2 separate regions of the Homo sapiens genome follow, and region 1 is linked to region 2. Evidence: chromatin loops called from intact Hi-C (ENCODE). Cell type or tissue: PC-9. All regions are shown on one strand. Links, peaks and the distances in the headings refer to the core of each region. The heading gives the core; the rest is flanking DNA. Region 1 overlaps NOS1AP (nitric oxide synthase 1 adaptor protein). Region 2 holds the start of SPATA46 (spermatogenesis associated 46).

Region 1 (8,334 bases), core at 88-8,087, 240 kb after region 2:
TGAGATACCATCTCACACCAATCAGAATGGCTTTTGTTAAAAAGTCAAAAAATTACGGATGTCGGTCAGGTTGTGGAGAAAAGGGCGCGCTTCTATACTGTTGGTGGGAATATAAATTAGTCCAGCTACGGTGGAGAAGTCTGGAGATTTCTCAAAGAACTAAGAGCTGAACTACCATTTGAGCCAGCAATCCCATTACTGGTTATATACCCAAAGGAAAATAAATCATTCTACCAAAAAAGATATATGCACTGATATGTTCATTGCAGCATTATTCACAATAGCAAAGGCATGGAATCAATCCAGGTGTCCATCGACAGTGAACTGGATAAAGAAAATGTGCTACATATGCACCACAGAATGCTACACAGTGAAAAAAAGAAAGAAATCATGTCCTTTGAAGCAATGTGAATGCAGATGGAGGCCATTTTCCTAAGGGAATTAACACAGGAGCAGAAAACCAACTATTGTAGGTTCTCACTTATAAATGGGAGCTAAACATTGGGTATACCCATGTAACAGACCTGCACGTGTGCCCTTGATTCTAATAATATATATAGAGATTGACCACACTCTGTCCTAGCAAATAAATGATTGTCTGGAGGACCTTGAATGAATACAAAAGGAACCAGGGAATAAAAAAGAAAGTAGTTGTGGATGAGAACAGAGGGCCTGCAGGCAAAGGTCTTCTCTGGGACACAGAGAAATGCTTTAGAAAACAAAATTAAGACTGCAGGCCGGGTGCGGTGGCTCACACCTGTAAACCCAGCACTATGGGAGGCTGAGGCAGGTGGATCACTTGAGGCTAGGGGTTCAAGACCAGCCTGGCCAAGATGGCAAAACCTTGTCTCTACTGAAAATACAAAAAATTAGCTGCGTGTGGTGGTGCACACCTGTAATCTCAGCTATTCAGGAGGCTGAGGCATGATAATCACTTGAACCAGGGAGGCAGAGGTTGCAGTGAGTCGAGATCACACACTGCCCTCCAGCCTGGGCGACAAAGTAAGACTGCCTCAAAAGAAAAAAAAAAAGTAAGACGGCAACTCTGGCTGAGAAACTGAACCTGAAATCACACGGCTTGCCTCCCATTCTGAGAGATGCCAATGAAACACAGCAAGGGTACAGATTTGTCTGACAAAAGCTATTTTTAAGGAGAAACCAATATTTTAATAAAGATTGTTTTGTGGCGAAAGATTCAAATTACATACCACAGAGCTAAACAAACATCCCTGACAGAAATCCCTGTTCTTCCTACAAAGGGTTATTCCACTGCACCAGTGGCCTCATCTCCCTTTCTCCTCCTCTCGTAACAAAGCCTTTTCAACACTCCCTCCATATATCCCATTCAACAAAGCAAAATTCTGGAAGTGAGCCTCTGAGAAAGCATCCATTGTTCCTCCAGCACTGAGATCTGTGGACATCCTGTCATCAGTCCTTTCCCATTCACAGGCTATCTGTAAGCCCCTGATAGATAGTGTCTAGGCTTGTATCTGGAATGGACAGCAGGGTAGAGCTCCCACCCACAAAAACAAACAGGAAGCAAGCCACAGGGCCACATTGGCTTCCAACCCAGAGACCCCTGCAATCCTTCAGCACCAAACAGAAACACAGTGTCTTGGTGGTTAGAGCCTTGTGGTCTTCAACCACCTCATCCCTGGAGTTCTGGGATATCCCAAGAAAATAACAACTAAGGAGGGAATGAGGTCAAAACCCGGGATGGGCTAAGAGGTAGACACTAGGGCGGAGTGAAATACAACATGCCCCAAGCCAGAGCCCTCATCCACAAGGGAGCCTTCTGCCAGATGCTTACCTATTATGAGGTTTGTTACTCAGGTGTAAGAAGCAAGGGCAAGGGCAGTAGAGGTGGAGGTCAACCAGGAAGCATCTGCAAGTATAGTTAGGTTGACCAACCATCCCAGTTTGCCTGGCACTGCCCTGGTTTTAGCAGTGAAAGTCCCACATCCCAGGAATCCCTGGCCCTGTGTGAACCCCTGCTCTGGCTAACTGCCCTAGGTGCAGTGTCCCTTCCCCTTCCTCGAGAATGGTTTCACTAGCAAGACAGTAAAACACCCCTGGCACACTAGGGGTGCCACAGGTGCTGCCTGTAGCCTTGCCAGCTAAGCACATGACCTCTCTTAGAGAAGGGCTTTCTCAATGCCTTGGCTCCTAAGTGAAGTCATGGAAAAGTAAGGAAGAAACGGGTGCTGAAAAAGCAAGCTCAGTCCTTCTGGATGGCCCCCAGGCAGACAGGAGCCCAGGCCTCTGGCTCCAGCTTGCCAGGGTCACAGAGATGTTCTTCAAAAACTGGCACTTGGCCTCACCAGCTTCTCCCTCCACTATCTATCCAGGATGGATCTGGGGAACCAAATGAATAAAATTAAATGCTATGCAAGGGTATAACACAACAATTATTAATAACCTCATATTAATTTCAATGTATGTATTTTTATACAAATTCTAAAAACTGCAAACTCCTCCCACCCATCTCCACAAAGTCTTATCCTCTTGGGCCACTCTGCCCACATTTACAAAACTAAGCCAAAGGGAAACCACGTATCCCACCATCACCACCGCCCCACTGCACAACAGAAACTTAGACTAACTGCAGTCTCCTAAGAGACCTTGAGCAAGGACCACCAGGCTATGCTTTTTTCTGAAAACCTGACTCACAGAAACTATGAGAGAATAAATGATTATGATTGCTTTAAGCTGTTAGGTTTTGAGGCAATTGGCTACCAATACACTGTGCATATCTGCTACACCAACTAGAGTTATTTACCAAATCAACAGATTATGCATTTTTAAAAAAAGGTGTCAATGTATCCTGTTTCCTGGGGTTACATTTAACATTTAATGTGAGGTACTGACAGTGGCTTCACTGACCACACCAGCACCCCCTCTTACCCACCTAGTATTCTCTCACAGACCCATATATGCTTACATACACACTCCAAGCCAATCACCGCTTGCTTGCTTTCTGTTAAGGAGGTTGCTCTGTCTGTGGATTCCTAAGTGGCTATGTAGGAAGGATAGCAATATGAGCAGCCACAAGAGAAATGCCCGTCTAGGTATACAGCAACACAGCGAGACCCAATTACATGTGTGTGTGTACGCATGTGCATAACTGAAGGCTCAAGGGAGACCCTGAGCAACCACACAGGAGACAAGGCATGAGTTTTTTCATCCGTCAGACAGCAGAATGAGGAGCAGGCAACTGAACAAGAAGAAGATGGATTTTGAAATCAAGCAGAGAAAGGGCAGAAAAAGATCCTCACATACAGATTTCTGAAAAGAAAAACAGAGCTCTGAGGTTTACTTCTAAGTGCCTCAGAGTCCCTGGACTGCCTCAGCTTCATGGCAAAAAAATGGTTAGCAACAACACTGTGCTGATCCCAGACAGCAATCCTAGAAACCATGGTGATGGGTACCATTAACTCTGATCAATAGATGGAAAACCTTCCAGAGGCACACGCCAATCCAGATCCAGTTAAAGTGCAAGCAAACGGCAAATCAATAGTGCTGCAGAAGTGCAGAGGGACAGACAAACGGCTCACAGGGTGGCAGGAGTGGCCCAGAATTTGAATGTGCTTATCAATGTGGCTGAGAGGCTGAAACTGACAAAGAAGAGATAGATGGAAAGAAAATGTTGAGAAATGGCATTTTTGCAGGAGGCTGAGTGCAAATGCAAATCGTGCTTTGTCTCCTAATCTGTGACAGGGGGGTCCATCAAAGACAAAGTCAAAGAAGCAAACGAAGATCAACTCCAACTCTCAGCTCCTACCTCCACTAAAACCAAGGCCCAAGAGGACTGAGGGTAGAACGGAAATTCAGAGATCAAGTACCAAGTTGACGAGGATCTCAGAATCTTCATGAGCAAGTCCGAGGTGCTTTTCATATGAGTCACTAATTCCTCAGCAACAGACTCAGAGCTGCTGCACTCTGACCTGCACTCTGGTTGACCTGATGTATTACACCTCTTTCTAAAATACCAGAGCATGTTTGGAAGGGCAGTATTCACCCCAGAAAAGCTAGGAGGTACTTCTGTATGCTCCAAGGCAACTCCCTTCATACTACAGCCAGCTGAGAAGCAATTTTTAAACAAACACACAAAAACACAAACATCTCACTGTGGTTCTTCCACCAACTTGTCTCTAAACTTTGGCAAATCACCTGACATTGAATTTCCTGTCATGAAAGGTAGAGAGTACCCTATTTACCCACCTCTGCAGCACATGAGAAAAGAAAAAGGACACATCTGGAAAGCAGTGAGAGAATGAGAGTAAGCCCAGGGTATCATACCAGCAAGACAGAATCTGAAGTTCTAATTTTACATTCTCATTTCCAAAAACTGCTGCTGGTTCTATGTTTTTCCATATGATACGGTAATCTACAAGACTGAAGCTCCATAAAGAAAAGAATGATGTCTTGCATTTCTTTTGTATCCAGCCCAATACTGAATACATGGTAGGTATTCAAAGAATTAGAAGAGGTTAGATAAGATTAAGGGAGTTGGAGGATCATGAGCCTAGATCTATATCATAAAATACTTGGTCAAATAACACCATACATTAAAAAATAAATAAATAAATAAAGAATCCCCATCTCAGTAGCTGTTTTCCTGCCCCAGAACTACCTTTCTTTATTATACCTCTTCAAATTCTACCCCACTTCAAGACACAGCTCAAATTGCATTTTCTTCCCTGTGAAGCACTCCCTGACTACTCCACACCATAGCAGTACCCTGCTCCTCTGAAGAATGATGTACAGCATTTGTTGAGGCCATTTTTATAGTACTAACTCGGGTTATTTCAATGTTTTCACTTGCTTCTATAACATAGCTTTCACTAGACTCCCAGAATCTCAGGATTCTAAATTGTATTATACACCTAAATCATATTCCTCTACAACACTAGACAACAGTTGTACATACACAGGAAAGTCAATAAAAAATAAATTTTTAACAAATTTTTTAAATGCTTAAAATTCCCACTACAAAATAATCAATTACAATATTCCATTCCTAAACAAATTTAAGTAACATGGGTGAATCAAATGAAACGTGGTCCACTACATGCACAAAGTTCATTTAGATGGAGGCCTTTAATGTTCCCAAAAGTAAGTCAGCCTCTTTGCCACTTTTGGTCTTGAAATTCACCGTCCCCGAGTTTCCAGAGGTCAGAAGTGTTCAAGTCACCCTCATGCTTTAAGGCAGAACCCCAGATGGTGAGAGTAATTGTATTACAACGCAAACCTGGGTCTGCAACCTCCCTGCACAGACCTGGCTGCCCCCTTGGGAGATGCAGAAGGCTTCTGCTTCTCAGGGTCCAAAATAAATGCCAGTTCTGCAGACAGAACAGGTGTCCCCCCATCAAGATTATATCCACAAATCCAGGACATTTGTACCAACTGTTCCTGTCCTCCAGTACTGGAAACCTTCCAGAATGAGAAATAAATTCATCTTCCCACAATTCCAAGAGCCTGTCTTTCCCCCTTGCAGTATATGAAAGTCGAAAACCTTTGCAGATACTCAGTATCCACACTGTCCTTGAGTAGCCTGCATCCTGACATGACCCAGCCAGTCCTTCCATCAGCCGGCAACCAATACCTCTGAGGACATAAAAAACAAAAGACATGACATCTGTCTTCTAAACGTTAACAGTACACATAAAGAGAGACATATGATTCAACAGTGACAATGTGCTAAGGTCACTGCTGTAATAAGGTTATATCTACCAAGTCCAGTAGAAGCACAGAAAGGCAAACACCTAATTTGCTTGGATACAAGTCAGAAGTACTCACAGAGAAGATAATTTTTGAACTTGAAGGATAAATAGTTGGTTGGATAGAAATAGAGAAGGCAGGCCATTCTAGGCAGGAACATCAGCGTGCATAGAAATGGAGAGTTGAGGCAGCATGGCCTGTTGGTGTGTTCAGATGCTACAAGTCCTCTGCCAGATGAGATAAGGCTGAACATGCAGGCAGGGTCAGGTCATGAAGGCCTTGCATTGCTACTCTTAAGTCATGTGCAGCCACCTAAGGGTTTTGAGCCACGAACTTTGATCAGGTTTATATGGCTGCTTCATGGATGATAGATTGGAGAGGACATGACAAGAGACCAGTGACAGATAAGAAGGACCTAAAACAGAGCAAAAGAATCAGGGATAGGAGGAGAGGATATCTGGGAGATAATAGGGACAGGACTTGGAAACTGATCAGATGTGGCTGTTGGAGAGGGAGATGAATTCAGGGTAATTTTCAGGATTCCTTAATCCTTCCACTGAATGCATGCATCTCCACATCTTGACTTTTTCCCTACTCTCCTTCCTCTCCTCCCCCATTTACAGCACTACGGTTTTACTTTTTTTTTTTTTTTTTTTTAGACAAAGTCTCCCTCTGTCACTCCAGGCTGGAGTGCAGTAGTGTGATCTCAGCTCAGTACAACCTCCACCTCCCGGTTCAAGCGATTTTCATGCCTCAGCCTCCCCAGTAGCTGGAATTACATATGCACCTCCAAACCTGGAATTTTTGTATTTTTAGTAGAGATGGTGGTTTGCCATGTTGGCCACGCTGGTCTCAAACTCCTGGCCTCATGTGATCTGTCTGCCTCGGCCTCCTAAAGTGCTGGGATTACAGGTGTGAGCCACTGCGCCCAGCCCAGTTTTGCTTTGAGATAAATTATCCATTATACCAGGGCTTACTATAGCTCACTCCTTAGATTCATGAATTTAGCATAAATAGTGTCTTAGCTTTTACTGACTGTTTCACCTGTGTTTTATCCTATTAATTGAATTCTTAAGGTTTCCTTTTAAACTGAAATTCATTTTCTCCCAATTTTAGAAGAGATACAATTTTTTGGAAAGTCTTCTCTTCCTTCTCTCCTCCCCAGTTAGCTTATCTCACATCAAGTTCATGGGGCAGGAACTGGATCTAATTCTATGTACTACTTCATGCCAAGCATGTTCTTGGCATTCGTTGAATGCCGATTACTTCTACAGGCCACAAAAAATAATAACAACAATCTATAAATACCTTGGCTTCCTGCAGTTGAGAGGAATTAACCACACTGCAATTAAGGAAAAGCTGGAGAAAACATTTAGTTAGCAGCTTCTCAAGGCAGACAATAAGATTAAGGTAATAAATACCAGTTCCAACATATTTCTTTGGAGATGTTTCATAAAATAGTCCAATAAAATGCTAAAGACCACCCAATGCCACAGCAGAATGCTAACCACATATGAGTCACTCAAAAGCCAAAATTGAACAGATTCATCTATCATGTAAAAGGGATAGAAGAATAAACATCAACAATTTATACTGCTGCCAGATTATAAAAAGGAAAGCTTGTTATAAAATCTAGTTCACATAAAATATCACACTTTTAGAATAATAAGACAGCAAGAGAGTATGATTTCATTCATAGACTTTTAGATAAAACTATAAATGGTATCTGGGTTTAGGCACAATGGTAACCAAGACGGGTATGATATCTACAATAATTGGTCCTAGGCAAGAATCAATAGATAAGACAGATAAAGGATAAAATATGACAAAACATTTGTTAAGATTAGAAGATCTTCTGAGGCAACTTAGGAAAGCATTACCAACACAGTGCATCTAATAAAATAATGACTTGTCTTTGTTAATACAGTTTAATTCAAAATTTCAAAGATTAAACCCAAGAATATAGACAAATTAAGCGTACTAATATAATAAGCACACACCTGGAAAATATTTTAGGTAAATGGCTGCTACAGAATGAACTCAGATGGGATATGAAGCAATGGACCCAGAAATCCCAGCCAACACGTGATATTGCAATATTCCATCATTTACTATCACACTGGACCTCACTGATGCAGAAGTTTCCATTAGGCGCCAAGTCAAAAGAGATCACAAAAGAAAAGACAAGTAAGTGTATAGCTCTGACAGAAGAGCCAGAGCAAACAAGGAAATTGGGGCACATGCAGGCAAAGTGGAGAATCTCAGCAAGAAGAGAGCTCTGGTTTCAGAAACAGACCTTTATCCATGGCACCCAGAACACTGGTAACTGGGGAAAACTGAAGGAGTGTGGAACCTGGGAGGGGTCACTCATAGATTTGCAGGGCTGGAGGAATCAATATGGAGACCTGTGGGTTGGGAAGCTATGCTATAGATTCCTATTATGTCATCATCAAAATATTTTATACCAATAACAGTTTCAAACCAAGTTTACTACTACTTTCCATATTGCTTTAATGAGCTAAGATTAGGCTGAGCAATTATTAAGTGCTATCATTAAATAATAATCATCTGATTGCCGTGATCTCACTTTATCAGATAATCCTGTCCAAAGGC
Region 2 (8,334 bases), core at 215-8,214:
CAATGAGCAAAATAGTATTGAGTAAGCCACCCATTTGTGCTTTAGTCACTTGCTAAAAAGAGCACCAACCACTGAAAACAATATTTGGCCCCTATTCTTAGGAAATACACATTGAAGTACTTAGGTATAAAAGGACATAGTGTTTATAACTTACCTTCAAATAGTTCACAGAAAAAATTAAGTATATACACATACACATGGGGCAGGGGGCAGGAGGAAGGGGACGGATACAGCAAATGGGGTAAAATGTTAATAGGAAAATCTGGATACAGGGCATAAGGGTGTTCTTTGTATTGATTTTATTTTTTGCAGCTTTTAAGATGGAGTCTCGCTCTGTCACCCAGGCTGCAGTGCAGTGGCGCTATCTCAGCTCACTGCAGCCTCTGTCTCCCAGGTTCAAGCGACTCTCCTGCTTCAGCCTCCCAAGTAGCTGGGATTACAGGCACCCACCACCACGCATGGCTAAATTTTATATTTTGAATAGAGATGGGGTTTCACCATGTTTGTCTAGCTGGTCTTGAACTCCTGACCTCAAATGATCCACCCGCCTTGGCCTCCCAAAGTGCTGGGATTATAGGCCTGAGCCACTGCACCCAGCCTAATTTCTGCAACTTTTACAAATTTGAATTTCCAAAGAAAATGTGAAAAATATATACACCTCAAAAAACAAACTAAAACAAAACAATAAAAATATTTGCTGACAGAGATTAGGCTGATAAAGGAGAAGAAAAGGAAGGAGATTATTCAGACAGGACAGAGGTTTCCAGGGCTGGAGGGCTGGGGGTAGACAGTGTCAACACAGAAAACTGATGATAACAAAGATAAAAGGGGACAAATAGACAGCATCACTACAGTATCTCTACTACATTCTTCTCTCTGGGTATTGTCAATCAGGGCCTGCCACTGGGCAATGGCAAGTCAAATACAATCTTTACACATTTTAATCTTGCTTTCAGTAGACTCCATTCATCTTCCAAAGGGTAACCTAGTTGGTAGTGGAATCATGTGCCTTGTGACATCAACTGTGCTCAGAATGTTTATCCTCTGGACAAACCAGCCAGCCTCTCCAGAGCAGGCGTGTGATCTCTGTACCCCCGCAGTGGTCAGAATATGGAGAACTTCTCACTCCTCAGCATCTCTGGACCTCCAATCTCTTCCTCCGCCCTGAGTGCTTTTCCCGACATTATGTTCTCTCGTGCCACCAGCCTGCCAGGTAAACTTTGGTGCCACTAGGGCCACAAAGATGTGGTTTTTTTTGAAGCTTTTAATTGAGTACCCTACCAGATCATGTTACAGGACCATGATTTAGTGAGAAAGTCAAATTACGCATGGGGAGAAAATAATTTTTCAAAATGCTGCATTTGTGGTAAGTAGTTACTGCTGTGTATTGATTTTTGGTAAGGGAAGAAAGGGGAAAACTTTTTTTTTTTTTTTGAGACAGAGTTTCACTCCTGTCGCTCAGGCTGGAGTGCAATGATGTGATCTCGGCTCACTGCAACCTCTGCCTCCTGGGTTCAAGTGATTCTCCTGCCTCAGTCTCCATTTATCATCAAGTTTTTCCCCCTAGATTGTGCATGAAATCTCAAGGTGGCAGTATGTCTACATAGAGTAGAAACTAGTTTTAGCTCTGTTTTGACAAGTTTGGAGAGGATTTGGAGTTAGCCAAATCAGAGAAGCCTAAGCAGCAGCGTAAACTGATGAGCACATCATGGAATAAAGTTGGACACCCTGAGGACTCCCTGTTCAAAATACGGTCCTTAGACTTGCAACGTCTGCATCGTCTGGGAGCTTGTTAGAAATGCAGAATCTCAGGTTCCCACCCCAGATCCACTGAATCAGCATCTGTGTTATTAACAAGATCCCTAGGGGATCTCTATGCACAGTAAAATGGAGAAGTACTGCTCAGTGGAGTAGGCCTCCTAAGCATCCATTTGTCTACATATATGACATTTATAAATTTGTCCCCCAAACTGAACACAGCTGCTATTCTGGGATTTGAGGCAGGTCAGCTTTTTGTCCAAGTGTTAGCACTCCAGGGTGTGCCGTGCAGTGATGGCCCACGGGAACCCTGACTGTGGGTATGAGATGTTTCAACTGGACAATCCTCAAAGCGGGCATGGAACATTGCTCTGCAGCCTGTGACTCTGGGTCCCAGGATGCTCAGGAGACTGGCAATGCGGAGTGAAGCCATCCGCGTGATGAGATGCAGGAGGGTTAGGTGAGGGGCAGGCCAGGCGGAGAGGTGTCATCTGGGCTACATCATAAATCCCACTTTCCAGAGGATCTTTCTGAGGCCTGAATGAAATGGCCCCATTCAGAATTCCCCAGGATGTCATCCAGAATAGCTCTGCCTGGCTGAGTTTGAGAGGTCACTGTTCTGTTTCAGCGTTGAGATGCCTTGAAGTACAGAGGTTGAGCCCCTAGGTATGCCTGGGGGAGTCCCAGAAAGTGGAATCCCAACCTTGCTCAGCTCACCAGTGTTTCTTCTATAACCCAGACATTGCAAAGACAGCAGTACCCACTGAGGCATCCAGCCCAGCTCAGGCCCTGCCACCCCAGTACCAAAGCATCATTGTCAGGCAAGGGATACAGAACACAGCGCTCTCACCAGGTGAGGACTTCTCTGACTCTGGGCGGGAATGTGTGAGAGGCTAAGGATGAAAAGGGGCTGCTTCCCTAAGGAAGCAGAGGTGTCTGGAAGCTGGACCCCCATGCGCGGTCTTGTCACCTGCAGCCTCCTATCTGGCCCTTCTTCCTTTGGTAGACACCCACAGGCCTGGGGCTCTCGCCTTGCCTCCCCTCTCCTGTCTCTGAAACTGGTGTGCAAGAGCAGTTTCTGGCTGAGTGGGCCGTGGAGGGATCAAGATGAGCAGTGAGGCTGAAAAAAGGGTCACAGCCATGGGTGGCGAAAAGAGGGACTGTGGGAGGCCGCCGGTTTGGCTATCCGCTGGGTCACCTGTCTGTGTCTATCCTTAGAGGAGTCAGTGGACATGGTGTCTCCAGGAGGGGAAGGCCTCGACAAATACCAAGGCTTACCAACTAAAAGCAGCCTCTCCTGCCCCAAGATCCAACGGCCCTTTGTACCCCTAGAAAAAGAATGCAGTGAGAAGGAATGCCCTCGGCTGCTCTTACCACTGTCTTGCGTCTGCTCTCAGAACTGCAATCGTGGTGGGGTGGAGGTAACCGAGGTCATGCCTGATGTTTGCCTTCTTACCTTTCTGCTCCAGCATCCTTGGCTCCACTGCTCCCTGCCAGAGACTCAGACCTGGTCCTTTCCTTTGCAGACTGCAGCTTGGGGGATACCCAGCACGGAGAGAAGCTGAGGCGGAACTGCACTATCTACCGGCCCTGGTTCTCCCCCTACAGCTACTTCGTGTGTGCAGACAAAGAGAGCCAGCTGGAGGCCTATGACTTCCCAGAGGTGCAGCAGGATGAGGGCAAGTGGGACAACTGCCTTTCTGAGGACATGGCTGAGAACATCTGTTCGTCCTCTTCCTCCCCAGAGAACACTTGCCCTCGAGAAGCCACCAAGAAATCCAGGCATGGCCTGGACTCCATCACATCCCAGGACATCCTAATGGCTTCCAGGTGGCACCCAGCACAGCAGAATGGCTACAAGTGCGTGGCCTGCTGCCGCATGTACCCCACCCTGGACTTCCTCAAGAGCCACATCAAGAGGGGCTTCAGGGAGGGCTTCAGCTGCAAGGTGTACTACCGCAAGCTCAAAGCCCTCTGGAGCAAGGAGCAGAAGGCCCGGCTGGGAGACAGGCTCTCCTCCGGCAGCTGCCAGGCCTTCAATAGTCCTGCTGAACACCTTAGGCAAATTGGCGGTGAAGCCTACTTATGTCTCTAGAGAGATGCCAATAAAGTTAGTCACAGCCTTCTGTCCAGTCTGAGGTCACCCCGCACAGCCTGCTGTCCTTCCCAGAACCCGGCTCTCATCACCTTTGGCTAATGGTTGCCTAGCAACACCAGGCACACACCCTCCCCTTTCTCTCTTTTAAAAATAAAGACAATACTTGAAGTTTGGGAAAATCATCTAAGATAGAGGTTCTCAAAGGTGCCCAGCTGGCAGTACCAGCAACCCCTGGGAACTCTCAGGCCCTCCTCAGACCTACTGAATCAGAAACTATGGGTCTGGGGCTGGCGGTCTATGTCCTAACCAGCCCTCCAGGTGACTCTGATGCAGCTCAGCTGTGAGAAGCACTGCTCTAGGATTCTGGCCTCTGCTTGGTCCCTATGTGGTCAGTCCTTGCCCCACCCTGGGAAGAAGGGGCTGGATGCCCTTTCCTATTTGCATGGGGAAGAATCTCTGCAGTTTTAAAGGCTTCTTTGACGGTAGATCTTCTGAGGGGGGAATGTGGAGGAAAATATGCCTCTGAGTATAAGGCAGGTAAGAGGCAGATGGGGCTGAGCTCACCCGGGACTGAGCTCTCAGGCACTACCATCATTCACTTAGAACAGCCATCCAGTGCTGGGGCAGAATAGAATCAGTTTTGACCCAGGAGACGTCTTTTCTTGGCTGCTTTGAGCCAGGTGAAAATAGGCAGGTAAACATGGGAACCTATTGCTTCCTGTTACCAAGTAATGTGTCCAGTGGGCAGCCCTGACTCTGCCTCCATTTCTGAGTGAACCTCCTGGTCCATCTGACCCAGAAAGATGGATAAGCATCAGGGATGCAGCAGAGACATCTATCTTGACTGTAATGTGGTTTTTAAAAAGCACCAAATGCTTGCTGGTCATCCTTTCAGGCCTCATTTACCTCTTGCTTTATCACCCTGATGACTCAGTAGCCCCTCCACTGCAGTGGGCACTGCCTTGCAGGGACCCTGGCACAAACCCCCGCCCTGGTCTTTGCCTCCCTCAGGGCTTGGCCAGCAGGTGGTGTGGAGGGTCCTCCCTCACCTCCCAAAGGCTTTTCCTCCAGAGTCTTATCTGTGGCTTAGCAGAGCTGCTCTGCTTATCAGTGTGCTGCTAAAACCTCATTTGTGGTCGTTCCCCACAGAGTGGGAGGGAGGCTGGGCTCGATCCCCATCGCATCATGTGCTGTGAGACCACTGCGGCCCTGTGCCCTCGAGCCATGCTTCTCACCCCATTCTGTCCCCAACCCCACCCAGCCTGCATCCCAAAGTCCAATTGACTGCCAGGCTCCAGCTGGGCTGGGATCCAGGACAAGGTCACAACCTATCCAGTCCAGTGTGCAGAGGTCTCCAGGCAGCCCTGACATCACTCCCAGGACCCTGTGCCCTGAAAGGGCAGATGAGTGGCTCTGGGCAATCTTTTTAATCCTCACTCCGAGCTACTGTTGTCTCTGTCCTTTGCCAACCCCATGCTCCCTTCTCTATGGCATCTGTACAACAGGCATAGAACATATCACGAGAAGGAAAACAAGCAGGCCAGGGACTGAGCCCAGGTGCCATGGCACGTGCCCATCCCGCCTGCCAGGTGCTCGTGGTTAGTGTCTTCTCCCTAAAGACAGGGCGTTTTTCACATTCCACATTTAATGTTGTATCAATGTAACCCCAGGAATTTTCTCAGTACAGAGCTAAGTTTTAGCAGAGCAGGAAAGAGCACCCAGCACTGTACTGAGCAGCACAGGTGCAGGCAGAAGGAAGCTCCCTAAAAGGGAAATTGTTCTGTACCCTGGGTCACTGCCAGGCACTCTCTACTGGGTGCTTTTAAAATACAATCTCATTTACTTTCCATAGTAGCTTTGTGTGGTTTATACTATCCCCATTTTCGAGATGAGAATACAAAACTCAGTTCAGTTCACTTAGCCAGAAAAGAACAGAGAGCATGTGAACCCAGTTGATCTAACCTTTTCAACTTTCTCTCTAGCCTGGGCCTGACGAAGCCATCAGGCCTAACACATCCTCTGCCTGCAAAATGGCTAAAAGTTCCAGCCAAAGTGACCTGGCTTTTCTAAAGTCTGTTCTGTGTGATCCCACAGCTCCTCATTCCTCAAACACTCCCTCCTTTACCAGGCTCCTCTGCCCTTTCATTTGTACTCCTTGCAGGGAAGCCTACATTCCCATGAATCAGGACTTCTGTGCTGAGCTGTGTCATAGTGATACCATGATCCCCGCCGAGGTAGGTATGAGGAGGAGCCAGTTTTGTCCCCAGTATGAACATTTCTGGAATGGGCCTATTCAGACTTCTACCAACTACATATTTCAGGCATTTAGTCATGAAGTCCGTGAAATAGTATAATCTTTTTTTTTTTCTTTTCCTTGAGACAGGGTCTCGCTCTATCATCAAGGCTGGAGCGTGCAGTGGCATGATCTCGGCTCACTGCAACCTCCGCCTCCCAGGCTGAAGCCATCCTCCCACCTCAGCCTCCCAAGTAGCTTGGACCACAGCCACTCACCACCATGCGTGGCTAATTTTTATGTTTTTTTTTTTTTAGTAACGGTCTTTCCCCATGTTGCCCAGGTTGATTCAAACTCCTGAGCACAAGCGATCCACCTGCCTCGGCCTCCCAAAGTGCTGGGATTACTGGCATGAGCTGAATAATCTTGTTTATACAATTACACAGTTATATTGGCAAATATCTATGATGTAGTAATTTTTCAAGCACTCAGAACTTGATGCTGGCCAGGTGTGGTGGCTCATGCCTGCAATCCCAGCACTTTGGGAGGCCAAGGTGGGAGAATTGCTTGAGCTCAAGAGTTTGAAACCAGCCCGGACAACATGGCGAAACCCGTCTCTACAAAAAATAGAAAAATTAGCTGGGTGTGGTGGCACACACCTGTAGTCCTGCTACTCAGGAGGCTGAAGTGGGAGGATCATGGAGCCCAGGGAGGTCAGGGCTGCAGTGAGCCATGATCATGCACTCCAGCCTGGGCGACAGAGTGAGACCCTGCCTTAAAAACACCTGAAAAACAAAAAGCCCTGAAACCCAAAACCAAAAAAACCAACTGGCTGCTACTACCCACATATTCTAATGATATTTGGAGTTTGAAAAAACCTGGGATTGGCAGAGTCGGCAAAAATGGGTGTAGACGAGTTTCCCAATCTCAGGACTACTGACATTTGGGGCTGGATGATTCTTTGTTGTGGGGGGCTGTCCTGTGCATTGTAGGATATTGATCAGTATCCCTGGCTTCACTCACTACATGCCAGTAGCTTTGTGACAACCAAAAACATTTCTAGACATTGTCAGATGTCCCCTGGTGAGGAAAAATCAGGCCTAGTTAAGAACCACTGATACCTCTGATCCCGCAGGGCTGATCTATATAAAGTGCAAATGAAGCCACCATCTTCCTCTCCTCCTACAGGGAACTTGTGAATCTTTCCTCAATCCCATACCCTTGGGAACCATCTCACAGAGCTGATGCCACTTGGCTTGGGAAGTGGGGTGGAAGTGAGGGGGAGAGAAGGAGCAGGTGGAATAGAAGCAGCAAGAAAAGACAATGGAAAAGCTTCTAGAAATAAGAAAGGTTTATTTAGCAAAAGCCACTAGACTAGTGACAACATCCAGGGAGTAAGTGCACTTACATTAACAGAATCTTTTCCCAGAGAGTTGATCCAACAGAGTTAATGACACAACAGCTTTAGGAAGTAGAGTGCTAGTGGGTAGAGGGTTAGGAGGAAGCAGTCAAGCAAAGAGTAAATAAAAGGAATACAACGCCTAAACAAGATCAGTTGAGAGAAATGAGGCTAGGAAGAGGTTTTACAGAGAGAGCATTGATATAAGCAGGAATATAAGGAATATAATTTTTAATCTCAATATACAGTCCATCCAGTGCAGAGAAATTCTTTCCTGGCTCCATAACTGTGGGAGCCTCCTGTGCACGAGAGTCTGCTGGCACCTGGGGTAGGCTGGGGCAGGCACCAATAAGGTTAGCACCCCTGGTGTCCATTTGTCCTCCATATAGGGCAGAGTAGAAGAATGAAAAAGAGGAAGGCAGAGTTGAGTTAGCAGAGCAAGAAGCAAGGAGGGAGGACAGGGTGACATCGTCGGGAAATCAGGTCTGCAATGTTCCCTTTCCTGCCCAGTTGGCCCTGATGGAGGGTCGGTGGCTGGTGATCCTTCAAGGCTCCTAGATCTGTCCTTTGTCTCCCATCTCCACACACCAAGTATGCGCTGGTTTGGGTCCACTGGGGAGGATACCAATACACAAACTAGTCCTCCAGGGAGGGCCTGAACTGGGGAAAGGGTGGCGCCCAGGCAGGAAGAAACCACCATGGAACACCCCAAGGGCAGGAGTCTTGGATGGGTCCCAAAGTCAGCAACACAGATAACTAGTTTCTCCAATTCTTTAATTTCTCCATTTCCTTTCGTCTATCCAATCTCAAGTTTTTACAGGCCATTTAGAAGCGGCCTTCCTCACC

Evidence for each region. A loop is a pair of places that touch in the nucleus more often than their neighbours do. Peaks named below come from ENCODE experiments on the same cell type or tissue, not always from the same donor. Only the 100,000 strongest peaks of a DNase experiment are listed, where the experiment ranks them.
Region 1: it touches region 2 in a loop (4-fold over the local background); 2 of 110 quality-filtered maps call a loop at or near these places.

What each region holds. Positions count from the first base shown.
Region 1 is chr1:162,132,530-162,140,863 of GRCh38, reverse strand. The region is part of intron 1 of NOS1AP (nitric oxide synthase 1 adaptor protein); the gene reads right to left. The region is part of intron 3 of LOC105371475 (a long non-coding RNA gene); the gene reads left to right. Among named protein-coding and RNA genes, the nearest start is that of MIR4654, 20 kb to the left of the region's middle. RefSeq lists an enhancer at 3,367-4,566. In PC-9, for the core only: no CTCF peak of the experiment used is centred there; DNase peaks (open chromatin) are centred at 2,013 and 3,923; H3K4me3 peaks cover 902 bases; H3K27ac peaks cover 6,730 bases.
Region 2 is chr1:162,369,567-162,377,900 of GRCh38, reverse strand. It overlaps NOS1AP (nitric oxide synthase 1 adaptor protein), which reads right to left. Exons shown (of 10, transcript NM_014697.3): 10 at 7,426-8,334. It overlaps SPATA46 (spermatogenesis associated 46), which reads left to right and starts at 1,047. Exons shown (of 3, transcript NM_182581.4): 1 at 1,047-1,213; 2 at 2,498-2,611; 3 at 3,285-4,698. The coding sequence starts at 1,111. The coding sequence ends at 3,853. In PC-9, for the core only: no CTCF peak of the experiment used is centred there; DNase peaks (open chromatin) are centred at 3,830 and 6,080; H3K27ac peaks cover 1,872 bases.